Linked DNA regions of Homo sapiens: region 2 is linked to region 1. A link is an interaction called in ENCODE POLR2A ChIA-PET data of the cell type or tissue named here. Cell type or tissue: MCF 10A. All regions are shown on one strand. Each heading gives the region's core, and the rest is flanking DNA. Links, peaks and the distances in the headings are about the cores only.

The links. ChIA-PET counts read pairs that join two places held together with the same protein. Peaks named below come from ENCODE experiments on the same cell type or tissue, not always from the same donor. Only the 100,000 strongest peaks of a DNase experiment are listed, where the experiment ranks them.
Region 2: POLR2A ChIA-PET joins it to region 1 with 6 read pairs; 2 of 35 experiments call an interaction of 5 or more read pairs at or near these places.

What each region holds. Positions count from the first base shown.
Region 1 is chr14:91,157,123-91,159,622 of GRCh38, reverse strand. DGLUCY (D-glutamate cyclase) reads right to left here. Exons shown (of 14, transcript NM_001102368.3): 2 at 1,933-1,984. Among named protein-coding and RNA genes, the nearest start is that of SNORA11B, 32 kb to the right of the region's middle. In MCF 10A, for the core only: no CTCF peak of the experiment used is centred there; a DNase peak (open chromatin) is centred at 1,352.
Region 2 is chr14:91,004,710-91,009,029 of GRCh38, reverse strand. All of the region lies in intron 1 of RPS6KA5 (ribosomal protein S6 kinase A5), which reads left to right. Among named protein-coding and RNA genes, the nearest start is that of RPS6KA5, 54 kb to the left of the region's middle. In MCF 10A, for the core only: no CTCF peak of the experiment used is centred there; no DNase peak of the experiment used is centred there.

The sequences.
Region 1 (2,500 bases), core at 1-2,500:
TGGTGAGTAAATAGATATTGTAGATTTTTAAAAGTAGAATGTGTTTTTTAAATCACAATTAAAAGCTAAAAAATATGATTTTTAAAAAATAGAGGTGGTCTCAAATCTCTAGGAAATTGTGCTCAGAAAGGAATCCTGTAAGTTGACTTCTTTTTTGTTTGTTTGTTTTTCTTGAGGCAGAGTCTCGCCACTCTGTCTCCCAGGCTGGAGTACAGTGGCGCAATCTCAGCTCAGTGCAACTTCCGCCTCCTGGCTTCAAGAGATTCTCATGCCTCAGCCACCTGAATATCTGGGATTACAGGTATGTGCCACGACACCTGGCTTGTTTTTGTATTTTTAGTAGAGGCGAGGTTTCACCTTGTTGACCAGGCTGGTCTCAAACTCTTGGCCTCAAGTGATCAGCCCACCTTGGCTTCTCAAAGTGCTGGGATTACAGGCGTGAGCCACCACACCTGGCCTAAATTGACTTATGCTATTAAAAAAAGAGGTTTTAGCCAGGTGTGGTGGCTCACGCCTGTAATCCCAGCACTTTGAGAGGCTGAGGCAGGAGGATTGCTTGAGGCCAGGAGTTCAAGACATGCCCAGGCAACATGGCAAAAACCCATGTCTACCAAAAAAAAAAAAAAAAAGCCAGGCATGGTATTGCATGCCTGTAGTCCTAGCTACTTGGGAGGTTGAGGTGGAAGGACCACTTGATCCCAGGAGGTCAAGGCTGCGGTGAATCAAGATCACGCCACTGCACTCCAGCCTGGGCAACAGAGTGAGACCTGTCTCAAAAAAAAAAAAAAAAAGATAGGTTTTAGTATGTCAACAAAATCTAGAGCTAGATAACCACATTGTGTTGGTCTCTAAAGCATAGCCAAGGTCCTTTTCATCCAAATATACCCAGTGCCTAGCATAGTGGCACAAAGGTGGGAGTTCAGTAAGTGTTTGTTGGATGACTAGCTGACTGCAGAATGAATGAGAGCAGGATTCAAGGACAGTGCCCATAGTGAGGGTTCTGGACAAGCCTGACTTTCCACAATTCTATCTAAAGAGAAGAACTCAGTGGAATTCCAAACCACCAATTTATGTTTTCAACTCTAATCTCCTAGATAGAAAATAATGTAAACCCCAGGGCCATTTTAACAAAGAATTTGAGATTACATGAAATCTCTAGCAAACAAAACAAAAAGAATATTGCTTTGGAAGGAGGAGAGATGTACTTAGAGCCAACAGTGAGTACTTTAATAGCTGTGGGAACAAAGTGCTGTGGGGACACAGGGGAGAGAACACTTAGTCCCCGCAGGCTAGTGGGAGGGGGTGCTGGGAGGAGTCAGGTGAGGTAGGATTCCATTGCCCAGTGAAGATTCTGAGGCTTAAAGCAGCTGCTTTGGCAGGTCAGGCCTGGGCTTGCCTAACGCCTGGGCCTGGCAAGCCTGACCACCTTAGCCAAGCAACTGAGCTACCAGCCAGGGTCCTGAATGTCTGTGGTTCCCCAGGGTCACTGCACACTGCAGAGAGGACCTAGCACCTCTGCCTGGCACACAGCAAAGGCCAAAGAGAGAAGCTTTCCATAACCTTGTGGGGAATAGCAGCCACTCCTCTGATAACCGTCCTCATTTGCCCAAACCCACTGGAATGGGCCACCCCACAGGTACCTCCACCCACCCTCATTATTACCCTAGAGGGCAGCAGGTGCAAGCTGTGTGCTGTTTTGCAAATACATTTTAGCCAGGAGACCAAAGTCTGAGGGTTATTGCCTTCTCTTTCCTTTATTTATGTACTGTTTTAATGTAAATGTAAGTTGATTTCTAGGTTGCTTTCCTGGCCTGGAGAGAAATGAGTGTTGCCAGAAATCCTGCCCTGTGAAATGCATGCTGGGAGTGTGCCAGGCACCCCAGTGTCACCCACCGTGCATGCTGGGAGGAAAAGAAGGCTGAGAGCCCCTACCTTACAGAGTCGTCCCTTTGAAGGCAGGGTTAAACAGGGTGTAACTTGGCTCCTGCAAAGTCAAAAAAAAAATGCCTTCAATATACACCAATCAGAGAATGCCCACTCACAGTAAATGATAGCAACTACCACCATATATGGTGACCCACAGTGTGCCAGGACCATGCTAGGGCGTTTACGTACATCATCTGTTAGTTTGTCACTATAGTCCCACACACAAAAAAGGCATTGTTAATCCTATTACAGACAGAAACTGAGGTCCAACGAGCTCAAAGAAGTTACCTAATAATAAAGCAGGTCTAAGTTCATGTTTGTTTGATCACTATTTACCTTTCTATATGTATGAATCTATGTATGTATCCATCCATCCATCCATCCACCCATTCATCCATCCATCTATCCACCCACCCATCCATCCATCCACCCATTCATTCATCCATCCATCCATCCATCCATCCACCCATCCATCCATCCACCCATTCATTCATCCATCCATCTATCCACCCATCCATCCATCTATCCATCCACCCATTCATCCATCCATCCATCCATCCATCCATCCATCCAT
Region 2 (4,320 bases), core at 789-3,288, 150 kb after region 1:
TTCAGCACCCAAGACAGGTATTCAATGAATGTTTCTTAAACTGAGCATTACAGTGATTCTTGGGTTCACTCTTTCCTCTAGTTTTTACTCAGACCAGACCCTCATTAGTACACATCTTTTTTACTGCAATACCTCATTGTTTTTTAGCAATCATTTTTCCTTGCTTCTATGCACATTGTACATTACTGCCAGGAGAATTTTTCTAAAACATTACTTTTATGTAGTGAAGAGCCATTATTACTTACGGATTCAATTAAAACTAGTTAGTCTGGCATTCCAGGTTTTGAGCCAGCTAGTTCCATATACCTATTTTATGTTATGTTTTTCTCACATAAATTCATTATAGCTAGTTAGAACAGTCTTTTTATTATTCTCTCGTAGTAACATAGTTATTTCTACTTATACCTTTGCCCCAGCTGTTCTTCCAGTACAGAATTTCCCAGCCATCCTCTCATTTTTTTGCCAGTACAAATCCTGTACTTCTTAGCTAAAGACCTAACACGTAGCCCAGAACGTTGGCCTTTAGTAGGCACTCTTGACTGTTGAGTAAATGGGGACCTGTATTCTCAATGAGCTTTTCTAACCAGCTTCACATGATATTCTCCTTCATGTCCACATACTCCACAGGCCTGTTTATTAACTTACATTTCTCATATCTTATTTCAAGTTTAATAAATGATTAATTCATTGAATAAAATCTGGCATATGAGTGCCTTAGCATATACTGTGAAATGTATTTGAAATGGCTTCAAAAGCATTATTGTTCTCTTTATTTCTACCTTAATTGTAAAAGTGCTTTTAAATTAAGCCTTTAACATAAGTGAATCATTGGATCTAATCAAATGATTTCAGCACATGCTCTGTGCAATTACATTTGTGCAGCTTAGCTGAAACTATGGCAACAGAGTGAAAAATGCATTTTTACCGATCATTTTCCTCCATAGGAGTGGGAAGTTCCAAGTTAAACATCTCACAACTTTAAAAAATTATTATACAAATTATACTTACAATAGCATTGCTTAGAAAGTTAGGAAGCCATTTATCAATCATAGGTTTGTGGCTGAAATCCTGGAAGACCATGCCAAGGGTTAACAATAGTTACCTTTGAGTGTTGGGATTATGGGAGATTTTTAAGGTCTGCTTTAGGCCTATTTTTTCAAAAAACAGTGAACCTGGATAATTTTATGAAGAAAACAACAACAAAGTTATTTAAATCTGAAGGAAAAGACAATTTTCCTTTTATCCTTAAGTTTACTGTTTTTAAAATTACATCAATCACCACCTCATATCTACTAGGATGGCTACTACCAAAAAAAAAAACAAAATAGTAAGTATTGGACAGAATGTGGAGAAATTGGAACCCTCTTGCACTGTTGATGGGAATGTGAAAAGGTACCTGTGAGGGGATTTCACAAAATTCATGGAAAAAATGGTTAAAATTGCTTTGTGAGAGCATTAAAACTATTTACACCTCTTTTTCCCTAAATGATTAAACTTAAGGCATTAATATAAAAAAATTCTAAGAGCTTTTGAGAGGAGCATGGTTTAAGCTGATTCACAACAGAGATAAGCCTGAAGTAGACCTTGAAAAGATTTAAAATATTTATTGATTTAGTCCAAATTTACTAATATTTAACAACTCATGTGGTCATCAGAATTGACACCAGAAACAAATAACTGATATGGTCGTACTCCTGTGTACCAGTTGATTAGCTCTATTCTAAGTTTTTAGTTTGTTGATACTCTTTGTTGTTTTGTATATTTGTCAAAAGTTTTCATAAGGCATTCTTTCTATGGGAAGGAGTTAATATTTTTCTAAGTTAGGATTTAGAGGCTGAAGGTAAGGTTTTGGTGCCACTATGCTGTTATAGTCAGACATCCACAAATGCCCAAACTCTGCTCTCCCAGGCCCCTCTTTTCCCTCAGAGTCATGAGTGATCCATCTGCAAGGCACAAGTAGCTGGTGGGAATCAGAGTAACAAATTTAATAAGAGTTGTGCAAACATCCAACACACCAATGTAAAACTCTTCTGTAGAAGCTGCATTGGTGCAGTAGTTTAGGTTTAAGGCCTAAGTGAGGTGTCCTACTTCCCTTCCAACTACATCTAATTATAATCTTGAGACCAGCATGTTCAGGTGTGTGACTTAGAAGGTTAGAATGGGCCGGGTGCGGTGGCTCATGCCCATAATCCCAGCACTTTGGGAGGCTGAGGCAGGCGGATCACCTGAGGTCAGGAGTTCGAGACCAGCTTGGCCAACATGGTGAAAGCCTGTTTCTACTAAAAAATAAAAAAAAAGGTTAGAATGGAGAAGAAACACCAGGTATCTTAGTTTCAGGTTTCTTTAACAAAGACACCATAAACTATCTGGTTTAAACAACAAACATTTATTTTTCACAGTTCTGAAGGCTGGGAATTCCAAGATTAAGGTGCTGGCAGCTCCAGTGTCTGGTGAGGGCCCACTTCCTGGTTTGCAGATGGCAGTCTTCTTGTGTCCTTGCATAGGGAAAGCAGAGAGAGAGGAAGCATAGTCTGTCCTGTCTCTTCTTGTAGGGCACTGAATCCATCATGAGAGTTTCACCCTAATGACCTGATTACCTCCCAAAGGCCCCATCTCTAAATACCATCACTTTGGAGATTAGGATTTTAACATATGAATTTTGGAGGATACAAACATTCAGATCATAGAACCAGGTCCCAGGAGAACCCCTGAATCTGCTTAGCTAACTACTATGTATGTTGAAGGGAGAAGTGCAAGAGAATGGCCAATCTGTCAGGCCATGGAAGAAATTTGAGGCAAAAAAACCAAAGAGGCCTTGTGGGGAGGCTGATCTTTTAACACAGTGAGTCTACCTATTAATTGTGCCCATCTGGAGTTTTGGACTCTTGAATAAATGAATTAGTCACGTTTCTTACCTTTGGGGAGAACTAGAAAGGGGGTTGGGCAAAGGCATGCCTGGCATAGGAAAAGGAGCAAAAGTCCTTTTTTCCCACAACTAGACTAAAGTACCATCTCCTTTTGAGTGTGAAGAAAGACAGTGTACAATTCTAACAGGTCTGTTTCTGGCACAGTCTGATCTAGGCATGCAGGTAGCTCCACATCATCTGAGCAGCATATTTTGGGCTTTACTAAAGCATGTGAATGACTCACACATACAGATTTCAGCAATTGGTTGATGTTTTATTTCACCTGTAGGGTGAAATAAATGTGTAAATATTATAAGTCTTGTTCTAATACTGTTAATATTATTGTAGAGAAGTTTGAGCTCTTGTTCTTAGGTTAACAATTAAGAGAAATGTGATTTATTTTTAGACTTTCATGCACAAAAGCTTTAATCACAATGACAAAATAATAGCATAGGAATGAAAACTATTTAGACACCTAGACTCACATGCTCAAATATGTGTTTTTTATTGCTTAGGATTCTATATAATATGATATTTACCATTTCTTCTTATGTGTTTTGTCATTAACACAGTGAAAAAAATCTTTATAATGGACAAATACTCCCCCATGCCTAAATATGATACTACTTACTACTGATTTGCTCTCATATGTGTGTTTACTTACTTTGCCAGTAGATGTAATGGAAAAGACTCAGAGTCAGGAACAGGGGCAAAAAACAACAACAACAAAAACATGTGGTTGCTAAGTTCAAGAGCTCTGAGATGGGCCTATATCATATCACCTTTTAAATTTTTATTTTACTCTTTTAGATTAATTTATGATGGCAGTAGTTGAAGTAAAGTAAAGGCTAAGTACAGCCCACACTGTGAAGATTCTGGTGGAAAAATAGTAGACTGTCAGAAACCTGGATGAAACTCAAAGACTGTAGGCCAAGTAAATGAAGTTGAAAGCCAAGAAACTATGTATTGCATGATTTCATTTATATGAAATTCTAGGAAAGCTAAAACTGTAATGACTGGAATTAGATTATTAGTTACCAGGGAAGTGATTGGCTTCAAAAGGACATCCAGAAACTTTTCAGGGTAATGGAACAGAAACTTTTCAGGGTGATGGAACTGTTTTTTTGTTTTTTTGTTTTTTTGTTTTTTTTTTTGAGACGGAGTCTCACTTTGTCGCCCAAGCTGGAGTGCAGTGGCGCGCGATCTTGGCTCACTGCAAGCTCCGCCTCCCGGGTTCAGGCCATTCTCCTGCCTCAGCCTCCCGAGGAGCTGGGACTACAGGCGCCCGCCACCATGCCCGGCTAATTTTTTTGTATTTTTAGTAGAGACGGGGTTTCACTGTGTTAGCCAGGATGGTCTCGATCTCCTGACCTCGTGATCCACCCGCCTCGGCCTCCCAAAGTGTTGGGATTAC